Regions from separate parts of the Homo sapiens genome. Here region 2 is linked to region 1. Evidence: chromatin contacts called from ENCODE Hi-C or POLR2A ChIA-PET data. All regions are on one chromosome and are shown on one strand. Each heading gives the region's core, a stretch centred on a gene start or an enhancer-like site at or near the end of the contact. The rest is flanking DNA. Distances are from core to core; before and after follow the strand shown. Region 1 holds the start of ZNF577 (zinc finger protein 577). Region 2 holds the start of ZNF350-AS1 (ZNF350 antisense RNA 1).

Evidence for each region. Hi-C counts contacts between places; a loop is a spot of excess contacts on that map. ChIA-PET counts read pairs that join two places held with the same protein, here RNA polymerase II (POLR2A).
Region 2: a loop to region 1 is called in a map of natural killer cell, with 2.2 times the contacts of the local background. The contact joins the promoter of ZNF350-AS1 here to the promoter of ZNF577 in region 1. A Hi-C loop is called at or near these places in 1 of 168 maps with a recorded cell type or tissue (natural killer cell). POLR2A ChIA-PET finds 5 or more read pairs at or near these places in 2 of 52 experiments (H1 and activated T-cell).

Annotation. Positions count from the first base shown.
Region 1 is chr19:51,886,102-51,889,459 of GRCh38, forward strand. It overlaps ZNF577 (zinc finger protein 577), which reads right to left and starts at 1,850. Exons shown (of 6, transcript NM_001370449.1): 1 at 720-1,850. It overlaps ZNF649-AS1 (ZNF649 antisense RNA 1), which reads left to right and starts at 1,924. Exons shown (of 3, transcript NR_110733.1): 1 at 1,924-2,025. It overlaps ZNF649 (zinc finger protein 649), which reads right to left. Exons shown (of 5, transcript NM_023074.4): 5 at 3,134-3,358. RefSeq lists an enhancer at 1,123-1,974.
Region 2 is chr19:51,947,370-51,950,727 of GRCh38, forward strand. ZNF350-AS1 (ZNF350 antisense RNA 1) reads left to right here and starts at 1,765. Exons shown (of 3, transcript NR_103847.1): 1 at 1,765-1,866.

The DNA of each region.
Region 1 (3,358 bases), core at 600-3,099:
AAGATAATAATTACCTTTGGAGAGGAGAGAGAAGATGAGGGCTTCTGGGATGCTACATTATTCTATTTTTTTAACCTGGTGATTTTCAAGTATAATCACTTGAAAAAAACTTAAGAGACCAATTTCTCTTATAAATGTATAGGCAAAAAAATTTTTTAACTTTCTACTATGAAAAATTTCAAGCAAAAGAACAGTATACTCAAATTCCACATATTCATCATGTGACTTCAAGAATGACGAACTCACATCTAATTTTGTTTTATCTATACCACCATTCAGTCCCTCTCCAGCAATGGATTATGGATTATTCCGAAGCTAATCCAAGATATCTTTTCATTTTTTGATGCAAAAATATTAAATAAAATTTTAGCAAATAAAATCCAGTCTCATATTAAAAGAACAAACCATTATTGACAAGTATGGTTTATTCCCTCAGGAATACATGAAATTGGGAAATAGAGCAACACAAATCAAAGAAAATTTTAAAGAGAAAAAAATAAATGAAAATAATTGTAATGGTCAAAAGCCCTTAGGAAAGAGAAATAAAAACTTGATAAATCACAGTAATTATTTATTCAGACCATACTACGTACCTAGTACTACACTTTGAACATACTTAAAGAACATTTGCTCACTTAATCTTCATAATGATTCCATGAAAAAGAAACTATGACAGCTTTTTTCCACAAATAAGGAAACTGACTCAGAGATTAACGTACCCAAGTCAGAGGCAGAGGCAGGTACTTCTTACTCCACAGTCCATACACTTGCCACCTGGCTAAAATTATTTGCAGATGACAAAAATGCTCAACTAGAAAAAAGACGTCAATTTATAAGTTATATGTAATGACATGAGTACAATGAAGTGACAGAATAAACATATATATTTTTAACTTCTGTTCTTGTCAACTAAGTAAAATTAGGAACAAAAAAGGAAAGGGGGAGGGGTCTTATGCAAAAAAAAAGTCACGATTTACAACAAAAAGTATTAACTATGTAGAAATAAGCATAACCAGAAATGTCCAAGATACGTATGGAAAAACACTACAGATAGTCAAACAAATAAAAATATTGGGTTAATAGAAATCCATCACATGTTCCTGAAAGTGTTGTATCTAGATCTACATCAATTCTACCCAAATTAAAGCAACCACTTGATGAAACTGCAGCAATTTAAAAAACTCTCAAAGAGCATGTAATATGGGAATACGAAGTTGACAAGATGTTATTAAAGACGAATAAAATTATACCAATACCTAGACACCTGATCCCAACATTAAACATGAAATACACTAAACCAGAGTTATTTTCTGGAGGAGTATTTAAAATGATGGGGATGTTATTACTTGGGTCGCAATGAACCTGAAAACCCATTTTCTACAGAATATACAGCAGCAGGGAAGCAAGGGGACCAGCAGACCCCTTTTTAAGTACGCATGTGATAAGCAATGAACACGAACTGCCCAGAGCAGTCTCCAACACTGACACGATTCGCTTCCCCACCACGACGCCCTAGCGCTACTGTGCAACGAAGACCTCCCAAGCACTGGTTCCAATGCGGAGACCATGGGCTCCCAGACTCTGGGAACTCCAACACGACTGCGAAACGAACTCCGAGCGAGGACTCCCCGAGAGCTCCCCGCAACACGGACCTCACGCGCTAGCGAACAACAGAAAAAAAAAAGCGCGCTCTCCCTGCCCCTGAAACATTCCCAGAAGCCCACGCAGACCAGACCGATGACCTGTCTCCACTGCTGGAGGCGAGTCAGGGACCCGAAGTCTCTAAACACTCGCCTCTACCCGCCGCCCCGCGAACCCCACACACTGCAGACGCGACACTCGCAAGTTTCGGGGATGGCGGCCGGCGAGGGCCATACTGCGTCTTTCCGGAGACACGGAATACGGCACCAGCCGTCCCTTTATGATGCAATATGTCTGCGCCCAGGGGACGCTTGCTGGGAGCAGCCATTTTCAACCCTACTGCCGTAGAGCAGGCGGAGTCCCTCTTTTCGCGCCTTAAGACAGGTAGGTTCTGACGATGAAAAGCAATTGAAAACGACCCATTTCACCCTTTTTCCAGTCCACGTGAACTGCTAGATCTTGGCTTTGCAACATTAGCCAGGGGCGCTACATAAACTGCTTAGTTTCTCAAAGGCTCAAGCCTGCCCTGATCTGTCTACAGGATGGGTAGAGATGGTCACAGACATTTAGGCACTTTGATCCTAAGAAGAATGGAAAGAAACCATGTGGCGCGGCAGTCTTACAGGAATTTCAAGAGGGAGGGACCTGAGCAACAATCGGAGGGGTTATTACTCCTGAGGATGCATCTGGCTGGAGAAAGCAGCCTTTGAGAACTGCCTAAGAAGTATCTTTACATCTACATCAGATGTAGCCTCAGAGGAAGGAGTCAGTCATAGAATGGATAAAACAACCGCGTGTTAAAGCTTTGGTTATAATTGGTGTGGAGAATGGAGAACACAGTTGATCAGCAGTTGACAAAGTGGGGAACCAACACGAAAACAGGGCTCTCTCACCCTGGAAAAGCCAAAGGCAGAACAAGCCTTTACATCCAGGAAGGTGGGAGCAACTTGAAATCAAAACTCTGAAGGGGAGATGATTCTGTTCAATACTGAAACTCAGCTGATCAATTAACTGATGAATTCTAGCACCAAACCTGCTCCCTATAATTTTATAACCAGCCTCAGAGAACCTTTAAAGGGATTGATCATTCACTCATTTATCCAGCGAATGTTTATAAAATGCCTAATGTGTCAAACACTGTTGTGCGTGCTGGGAATACAACAGTTGGAAATTCAGGCACAAAGACTCTCATTCATGGAGATTACATTCTACTGGCAATTTCAGTGTGTGAGCTAAATTGAGTGGTGCTAACTGTTGACTTGGCTGGTTGACTGAAACTTGGACTCAAAATTTGCCTACACTAAATGAAGTTTAAATGCCAGAAATTTCCTCATATATTATAAAGTACCCAAAGATAAATGGAGTTTGGAATGCTAGAATGAATTTATCATGTAAAATCAAGATTACCCATACCTCAAATATGTATTCCAGTAGCATCTAGAAGACAATCTCTTCACTGACACTGATCTGGTCACAGGAAATAGAGATATACTACTGTAAGATTATTTTATTATACAGTAAGTGATATAATGTCCTTGAAGTTAGAATGATAAGTTCATGATTTTCTTTCAGTCAGTTCAGGCTACTAGAAAAAATACACCATAGACTGACTGACTGCCTTAACAAACATTCATTTCTCACGTTCCAGAGGCTGAGGAGTCTCTAGAACTGGACTCTAAAACACAATCAAGGTGTTGGCAGGTCTAGTGTCCAGTGA
Region 2 (3,358 bases), core at 515-3,014, 61 kb after region 1:
GTAAGATGGGTAAAGGTGAGATCCTTTTGGATATCTTGGATAAGAACCCTTAAATTTATCTACAGACCTGTCACCTTGGAGAGCTGCTACTGTTTTAAAGATCCTGGCTCCTCTGTGGTATGCTGAATTGGAACATAAGATTTCTCTTCATCATTCCTTCTCACTTGGGGTTAAGACCCTTGTCCTCTCCTATACTCAGAGTTCCTTCCCTTGATCTAATAAAGATACATCCATGTTAGAAACAGTCCTGCTCACAAGGAAAAATAAAGTGGAAATTTGCCATAAAGTGGCTGCCTCACAGTGGAAACCCGAAGTCTGGGTTATCGGGTGATTACAACAAATAGTTTTTGAGCATCTGCACTGTGGTAGACACTTGTACACACAGGATACACTGAAGAACAAACATAAAGTAGTGGCCTGTAACAGGATGGATTCAGTACAGATGCTCTACAGTTAAGAGTATAAGAAATGAACTCTTCTTCAACCTGGACTTCAGATTCTCTCTACTTCTTGCCTTGTGAATCTGCACATCCTATCATAGCAGTCGTAGCATCTTACTCCCTGAACACATAAATCAGGGTGCGCTACTGGGCTTCCCAGGCCTGTCCTTGGGACCAGGTGTTGAAATCACCTTTCAGAAGTTGGCATCCCAGCTAAATAAATTTAACTGGATACTCAGTTCCAGGTTGCCTCTTTCAAAAGGCACATCACCCCATGCCTTCATAAAAATGGTAGCCGACATTTATTAAGCATGCGGTTTGCCAAATGGTAACTGCATTATTTAGTAATTTAAAAAAATTAAAGTTTGTTTTTGTTTTTGTTGTGTTTGAGACAGGGTCGTGCTCTGTCGCCCAGGCTGGAGTGCAGTGGCCTGATCATGGCTTACTGAAGTCTGGACCTCCTGGGCTAAAGCCATCCTCCCACCTCAGCCTCCAGAGTGGCCGGGACTACAGGTGCATGCCACCACACTCTGCTAATTTTTGTATTTTTGTATTTTTTCTGTAAAGGCAGTGTTTCACTATATTTCCCAGGCTGGTCTCCAACTCCTGGGCATAAGTGATCCTCCTGACTTAGCCTCCCAAATTGCTGAGATTACATGTTTGAGCCATGGCACCCGGCCTCTTTAGTTATTTAACACTCTTATATGCTCCATTTCCATCTTCAAGTGTTTCAGGGAAATATTTGATTAAATTTGAGGCCTCATTCCTTTTTCCTTATTACAGGTAACCACACACTGTATGCAGTTGCACGTGGGCATTGGTCCTCATAGAGATCGCTCCCGTATTTGGCCTCAAGACAATTCTCGGCTAGACTAGCCTTGCCCATTCTTTTCTGCATCCGTTGAAGGAGATTCAGAACATCCACAAATTTGGTCCACTCTGTGACCGCTGTCCCCCTATTCCCCTTCAGCCACTTCGCCTTTGGCACACCTTGTTGGTCCTGAAGAGGCCCTCAGAAATACTCCACATTCCGCCCTAAACTCCCAACAGATTGTATTTTCTACTGAATGGAAACTGACACCTCCTAAGATGAACTGCAGCCACGATGCTTCTTCCTAACGGCTCAATATGGGGTACAGCGCGCGGCCATCTTATTTTTTTGCTCAGGCTGTTAAAAGTTTTTATAATTTTCTGACAATTTATCCAGTTTGCGCAGTGACTGAGGTGCCCTGAAATTAATTCACTGTCTTCCAACGCCGTGGTAACAGCCCTTCCGGGTTCTCTGGTGGGAGTCGCCGAGATGGGCGTGGCCATGATACGTCACAATACGAGGCCGAGGGAGGAATTCTGTCGTCTGGGAACGGCTGGTTTCGCGGTCAGACGCCGAGGGCCCTCGAAGTCCCTAGCAACGGCTGCGGAGGGAGATGTAAGTCGTTTTGGACGCAGGCTCAGTGTTTGGTCCCAGCGTTCGGTGGAGTCCGGAGAGACTCAGGATCAGATGAGTCGGGGTCTGGATGTGGCTCCAAGTGAAAGGCCTGTGGGGGTCAGTGAAGGGGAGCCCCCTGTTCTGAGACCGTGTGGGACCCCGCGTCCTGGGGTTCTTTCTGGGTTTACTCAATGGAGAAGCCTGGCTTTGGTGATAGGGCGCCTGGCGGTCAGTAATTAAGAGACTGGAAGATATTAACGACCGACTGTCAAGGTTTATGGTCGTTGAGGGAATGCCGTGGGAATCAGTGGTTGAGAAACGGGGTAGGAAAGTGTGTATCAGTGAATGAACTTGGTGTCCATTCCGGGTTTGCAATTTAATGTGATAGAGAAGCTTGGGGCTGGAGAATGTTTTAGTGAAAGAGGTTTTAGTTTGCGGTTTCAGATTTAATTTGGAGTCAATGTTTGAGGAGGCCTGTACATGTCTGTGGTTTAGGGGCCTGAAGAGGCTGGAGCTTTGGAGGCCCAAGGGCCCTGGAGAGTGGATGGGTTGAGGCTTAATAATTGACTGCTGGTTACAGTTGTGATTAAACTACATTTACCTAGTGGATCTACATGCAGTTCAGTTCTTCAAGTCCAAGTCCGTCTTAAAAATAACAATGAAAAACATTTCCCTTCCTATATTCATATCATTGTCTACAAATTTCTGGACGAGGAAATTACGAGTTTGCTACTAAAGTCGAGCTTTTTTCCTCTCTAGTTCCCAACTTTACCATGTCGTTTTCATAAATATTTTCTTTCAGATTTATTCCAACACAAGAAAATAATCTCTGTTACCCACACTTCTGATTTTTATTTAGGAGCATTTTTTTTTTCGTTTCATCCTCACAGTTTTCACAATTGCAATACTTTGGGTAAATATTTGATTTCATCACTTAAATTCTCATCACAAACATACATACATGTATGTATATATAGTATATATATCTATATTTCTGTCTCTATATACATCTGTCTATGTATGTATGTATGTATCTATCTATCTATCTATCTATCTATCTATCTATCTATCTATCTATCTATCTTTCTATACAGAGAGAGTCAGTCTTGCCCTGTCTCCCAGGCTGGAGTACAATGGTGCCATCAGCTCACTCTAACCTTGAACTCCTGGGTTTAAGGGATCCTCCTGCCTCAGCCTCCCAAGTAGCTGGACTACATATAAAATTTTTCAATGGCAGTATCACATCAGAAGGTTGTACCAGTGGCTTAGTAAATGGAGTCACATTAAATGTTTGCCTTAATTAGGATGGAATTGACATGTATAAAATATTCAATTCTATTTCTATATTTTCTATCTATATATAACATTCTGATACTCCAATTACTCAAGTTCTTCTGTTCCCACCCCAAGATTTGTGATTCACTTTTTTATGTCCTAGATCTTATGGTTACATTTATTCTTAAGTGGCTTATACTGTTTTTTTTGATAATTC